Regions from separate parts of the Homo sapiens genome. Here region 2 is linked to region 1. Evidence: chromatin loops called from intact Hi-C (ENCODE). Cell type or tissue: heart left ventricle. All regions are shown on one strand. Each heading gives the region's core, and the rest is flanking DNA. Links, peaks and the distances in the headings are about the cores only.

Region 1 (2,836 bases), core at 1-2,500:
TGGTGTACTCCCAGGCTCCCCACTCCGCATTCTCTCCTCTGCGTGCTCTCTGGCTTTCCTATTAGAAGCCCTCCTCCATGTTCTGCGTGAGACACCAGCCCACTGCCTGGCAGGGCTGTGTAGGGAGCCAGCTTTTCCATGAGGCGGCCCCCATCTCCTGACTGGAAGACTGGCTGCTGGGACTCGGTAGAGAAGGGCCCAGAAGCTTCGCTGGGCAGTAAATAGACCAGCTCCTCTCTCCTTTTCTGCCCCGAGTAGTGCCTGCTGTCCTTGACCCCGTGATCTTCCAGGAATAGCTGCCCCTCTCCTTTGGGGTCTGGGGGGTGGTACCTAGGAGTCTGACCTCCTCCTACAGAAAATTCTTTCCCCATCCTTCGTATCTGGGAACCAGCTGTCAAGCTCTGGTGTTCCTTGGTGCTCCCCCCACATCCCTGGGAGGCAGTGTGGCCAAGGTGGTCATTTCACAGGTGGGGAAATGGAGGCCAAGAAGCTTTCTGACATGCCCAGCTGGGTGAGTAACAGGGCTGACCTCTCACGGTGTCATCAGCCCATGCTCAGGAGAAAATTTCCCCCAAATACGACAGCGCTTCTTTATGGAAAACCTGCCTGTCCTGTGCTGATTTAACACGCACCGTTTCCCTTAACTCTTGCAATCATCACCATCTCATAGATGGGGAAAAACTGAGGCTGAGAGAGGTTGCTCGGGGCCCATAGGCAGCAAACAAGGATCGTATTATGTTTAACATGATCAGCACTAGCTCTTTAATCATGGTGCCATTACTAATGATGTGAGAAACTCTAACAGGGACTTTCCTCCAACTCACCTGATCATCCAGAAGCACAGAACTCCATGGGGGCCAAAAGCTGCCACTTTGTGGATCTGCCCACGTCACCGATGGTGGCCACATGGGAAGTGGGTGCCAGGTGAGGGACTTATCCTGCAGGGAGAAAACGGGTTGGCCCCTCAGCGTGTGCTGCATGACGGCCACCAGGGGGCGCCACGAGACAGCAAATACCCACACACTGCTCAGGCCGCGGGAAGTTCACCCATCGCTGGCCCATCTGCTCAGTAGGTCCACAGATATTTACAGAGCACCTACCGTGTGCCAGCAAGGCGTCTGCCCTCAGTAGACTCTAATTAGCTGGGTGCAGTGGCTCACACCTGTGCTCCCAGCACTTTGGGAATCCAAGGCAGGTGGATTACTTGAGGTCAGGAGTTTGAGACCAGCCTGGCCAACATGGCAAAACCCCGTCTCTACTAAAAACAAAAAAATGAGAGGGACATGGTGACTCACGTTTTTAATTCCAGATACTCGGGAGGCTGAGGCAGGGGAATCACTTGAACCCGGGAGGCGGAGGTTGCAGTGAGACAAGATCGTGCCACCGCTCTCCAGCCTGGGTGAACAGAGTGAGACTCAAGAAAAAAAGACACTAATACAAGAAATTAAATATGCAATTTGTAGACTGTGATTTCTGCTATCAGCATTGAGAAAAGGAGATATCCCCTATCAGGGTGGATATTGTGGAGGATGAGTTGTCAGGAAAGGGCCCTGGAGGGAGGTGAGGGGTTGCAGCTGCGGTTACCAGATGTGCAAAGGCCCTGGGGCAGGAAAGGGCTGGGTTTTTTGCAGTTTCCCTCCCTCAACATGTCCCTTCTGCACAGTGGCTCATGCCTGTAATCCCAGCACTTTGGGAGGCTGAGGCGGACGGATCACCTGAGGTAAGGAGTTCGAGACTAGCCTGACCAACATGGGGAAACCCCGTTCCTACTAAAAATGCAAAAATGAGGCAGGCATGGTAGTGCACGCCTGTAATCCCAGCTACTCTGGAGGCTGAGGCAGGAGAATTGCTTGAACCCAGGACGCAAAGGTTGCAGTGAGCTATCACCCCACTGCACTCCAGCCTGGGCGACAGAGTGAGACTCTGTCTCAAAACAAAACAAAACATGTCCCTTCCTTTCCCACCCTCAGCCTGTAACTTCCCCACTACAGCATCACATCTAACTGGGGGAAGGCTCATACTGAAGCTGTTCTCAGTCCCCCAAACCTTAATATGAATGAACTTGTTTTATTTAGGACAGTGGTTTTCAAAGTGCATTCCCCTCCCCGGACCGGGAACACCGGCATCACTAGGAACTTGTTAGAAATGGAAATTCTCAGCCCCACCCCAGACCTCCCCAGTCAGAAACTCTGATGTCCACCCAGTGATCTGTATTTTAGCAACATGCTCCAAGTTGAAAATCACAGCTTTCGCACCCAGCATTGGAAAGAGTAGGGGATTCCCTGGGTGGAGGGGAACAGGCTTTTCAAGCTCAATGCAACCAGAAACCACCAAATCTGGTCATCTGCCGGCTATTCAGGATCCCAGCACCAGCCTCGTCAGCTGCGAGGCCCGGAGTGGGTCACCTCCTGCCTCTGCATCTCAGTTTCCTTGTATGTAAAATGACAACAACTTCTGCCTCGTGTAGCTGCTGGGAGGATCAGCAATAATGAATCCTGAAGGGCAGGAGGATGCTTGGCACATAGTAGGTGCTCAAGAAATAGTAAGGATGGCCGGGCGCAGTGGCTCATGCCTATAATCCCAGCACTTTGGGAGGCAGAGGCGGGTGGATCACAAGCTCAAGAGTTCGAGACCAGCCTGGCCAATATGGTGAAATCCCGTCTCTATTAAAAGTACTAAAAAAAAAAAAAAAAAAAAAAATTAGCCGGGCGTGGTGGCGGGCGCCTGTAGTCCCAGCTACTCGGGAGGCTGAGGCAGGAGAATCGCTTGAACCCGGGAGACGGAGGTTGCAGTGAGCCAAGATTGCACCACTGCACTCCAGCCTGGGCAACAGAGC
Region 2 (2,899 bases), core at 400-2,899, 300 kb after region 1:
TAGATCTGCAAAATCAAAAGCCAGGCCTTGGGCTGGGCTCCGTGGCTCACACCTGTAATCCCAGCACTTTGGGAGGCCGAGGAGGGCCGATCACTTGAGGTCGGGAGTTTGAGACCAGCCTGGCCAACATGGTGAAATCTCGTCTCTACTAAAAATACAAAAATTAGCCTGGCATGGTGGCAGGCGCCTATAGTCCCAGCTACTCGGGAGGTTGAGGCAGGAGAATCACTTGAACCCAGGAGGTGGAGGTTGCAGTGCACTCTAACCTGGGTGACAGAGCAGGACTCCATCTGAAAAAGAAAGAAAAAAGAAAATAAAAGAAATATGAACGTGTTCTCTAATGTTGAGTCTCCCAGAGGGGGAATGTATCTCCAGAGCTCCCCAAATGTTTCCTGACCACAAACTCCTTTAGGCAGCTGCTTAAAGGACCTCAGGCAGGTCCTTTAGGCAGACCAGGGCTCTGCAGATCACACCCAGAGGAGCGCTAATCTCCAACCATCTTATCCCATAGTGTGAGGAACTGAAATTGAACAAGATGAAGCCCTGGCCCAGGTGCACGTGACAGAGCCAAGGCTGCAACTCACACTCCCTGACTTATAGCCCCGTGCTTGGTCCACATCACAGAGACATGCTTTAGGCCCCATCTAAATACAGGAGATGCTGAGTGAGGCCTTGCTGGAGGCCCATTAATCATGGGCCTTATATTGGAATCCAGGCCTCTTGAATTTCAGCTTGGAGCATAAAAAGGCCCACAACACTGGTACAGTCAGAAATACAGAACCGCACTTAGGAGTTATGTATTTTTAGCACCTTTAGATGCCTGCAAGAGTGGGGCTGGGGCCCCTGGGGGGATGAATCACACTATTGCAGCATACCTGGTAAAAGGATCCCATCCGAACAGAGCATGAGGCTCTGAGCATGCTCTGAGCACACAGCCAGCGGATGCTGGACACCAGTTAAAGGGTTGGGCCATGCCACAGCCTTCCTGCTGCCATCAACAGGAAGGGCACAGAGGAGGTGACTTTCTCAGGGAGGCAACAGGTGCATGCCCCTGCAGAGGCTGACTCCAAGGCCTTTCCCAGACTTCCCAAGGCAGAAGATTCAGACCCGGCTGTGCTTAATCTGAAAGCTGCCCCTTGGTTCAGGTTTCGGCCGGAGCAAGCCAGGCACAGCTGTTGGCTATGGGCAGGGACTCATAGCTTAGGTAGGTCTGTGGGTGGAGAATGGAGACAGATACCTTTGGAGAACAGTGGTTCTCCGACTTGAGCAGGCATCAGAATCACCAGGAGAGGGCCAGGCACGGTGGCTCGCGCCTGTAATCCCAGCACTCTGGGAGGCCAAGGTGGGTGGATCACTTGAGGTCAGGAGTTCAAGACCAGCCTGGCCAACTTGGTGAATCCCACCTCACCCACCCCTCCCCTCCACGTCTCTACTAAAAATACAAAAATTGGCTGGGCGCGGTGGCGCACGCCTGTAATCCCAGCTACTTGGAAGGCTGAAGCAGGAGAATCGCTTGAACCTGGGAGGTGGAGGTGGAGGTTGCAGGGAGCAGAAATCACGCCACCGCACTCCAGCCTGGGCAACAGGGCAAGACTCCGTCTCAAAAAAAAAAAAAAAAAAAAGAATCACTGGGAGGGCTTGTAAACATTGTAAACACACGCATTGGCAGGCCCCCAGCCCAGGAGTGGCTGATTCAGCTGGTCTGGGGGTGGACCTGGCAGTTTGCATTGCTAAGTTCCCACTGTCACGGCCGCTGCTGGTCTAGGGACCGCATTTTCAGGACTGCTGCTCTAGCGCGCCCCCTGGAGGATGCCCTGAGCTCTGCTCTCACGCAGACTTGAGATGAATGTTGCCTCTAGTCTCACCGTTTTAACCCGTTTTAGAATCTAAGCAGGGAGGTTGAATTCTGCCTCTCAACCTGTACTGTCTAGGAGACCAATACACAGAACTCCGAGAATGGAGGGAAATATTGCTCTAATATTTTAAACAACTTGAGATATCATTCACATACCATACATTTCACCCATTCAAAGTGTACGATTCCATTTTTTGTACAGTCACAGATGCGTGCGACCATCACCCAGTTTTAGAACATTTTCATCACCACAAAGATAAATACCGTGCCCTTGAGCTGTTGCTCCCCATCCTTCCTCGTCCCCACCCCAGCCCTAAGCATCCACGAATCTACTTTGTCTCTATGAATTTGCCTATTCTGACGAATTCTGGACATTTCACAGAAATGGAATCATACAACATGTGGCCTTTTGTGTCTGGCTTCTTTCACTCAGCATCACGTTTCCAAGGTTCATCCATGTTGTAGCGTGGATCAGAATTTAATTCTGTATTACGGACTGGATAATAGTCCGTTGCAGGGACAGACCAGATTGTGTTTATCCATGCATCCATTAATGGGCTTTGATTTTTGTGAATAATTGGTTATTTGTTAAAATTCATAGACTTGGACACACACAAACACACACCCAGCAGCTGCCGAAGCTCTCCTTTGAAAACGAATCAGATCACCTCCTTCCCGAGCTCACAGCCTTCTGTGATGCGCCAGCTCCCATTTCTCACATTTTCAGCACTTTGCTCCTCTAACTTGCTGCACATCCTTCCCCTGCAGAGCTTTTTAAAAAAAGTTGTAGTTTGAGATTCACAAACTAATGTACTAAAATCCACTGACTTGTATACATTGAAAGTATACAATGTAGGCCAGGCACTATGGCTCACGCCTGTCCAGCACTTTGGGAGGCCAAGGGGGTGGATCACTTGAGATCAGGAGTTCGAGACCATCCTGGCCAACATGGTGAAACCCCGTCTCTACTAAAAATACAAAAATTAGCCAGGTGTGGTGTCCGGTGCCTGTAATCCCAGCTACTCGGGAGGCTGAGGCATGAGA

Evidence for each region. A loop is a pair of places that touch in the nucleus more often than their neighbours do. Peaks named below come from ENCODE experiments on the same cell type or tissue, not always from the same donor. Only the 100,000 strongest peaks of a DNase experiment are listed, where the experiment ranks them.
Region 2: it touches region 1 in a loop (2.4-fold over the local background); 11 of 110 quality-filtered maps call a loop at or near these places.

The regions. Positions count from the first base shown.
Region 1 is chr16:84,968,875-84,971,710 of GRCh38, reverse strand. No RefSeq gene overlaps it. Among named protein-coding and RNA genes, the nearest start is that of ZDHHC7, 41 kb to the left of the region's middle. In heart left ventricle, for the core only: CTCF peaks have their summits at 767 and 983 (motif pointing right); a DNase peak (open chromatin) is centred at 1,000.
Region 2 is chr16:84,671,401-84,674,299 of GRCh38, reverse strand. No RefSeq gene overlaps it. Among named protein-coding and RNA genes, the nearest start is that of KLHL36, 24 kb to the right of the region's middle. RefSeq lists an enhancer at 1,320-1,821. In heart left ventricle, for the core only: no CTCF peak of the experiment used is centred there; a DNase peak (open chromatin) is centred at 1,779.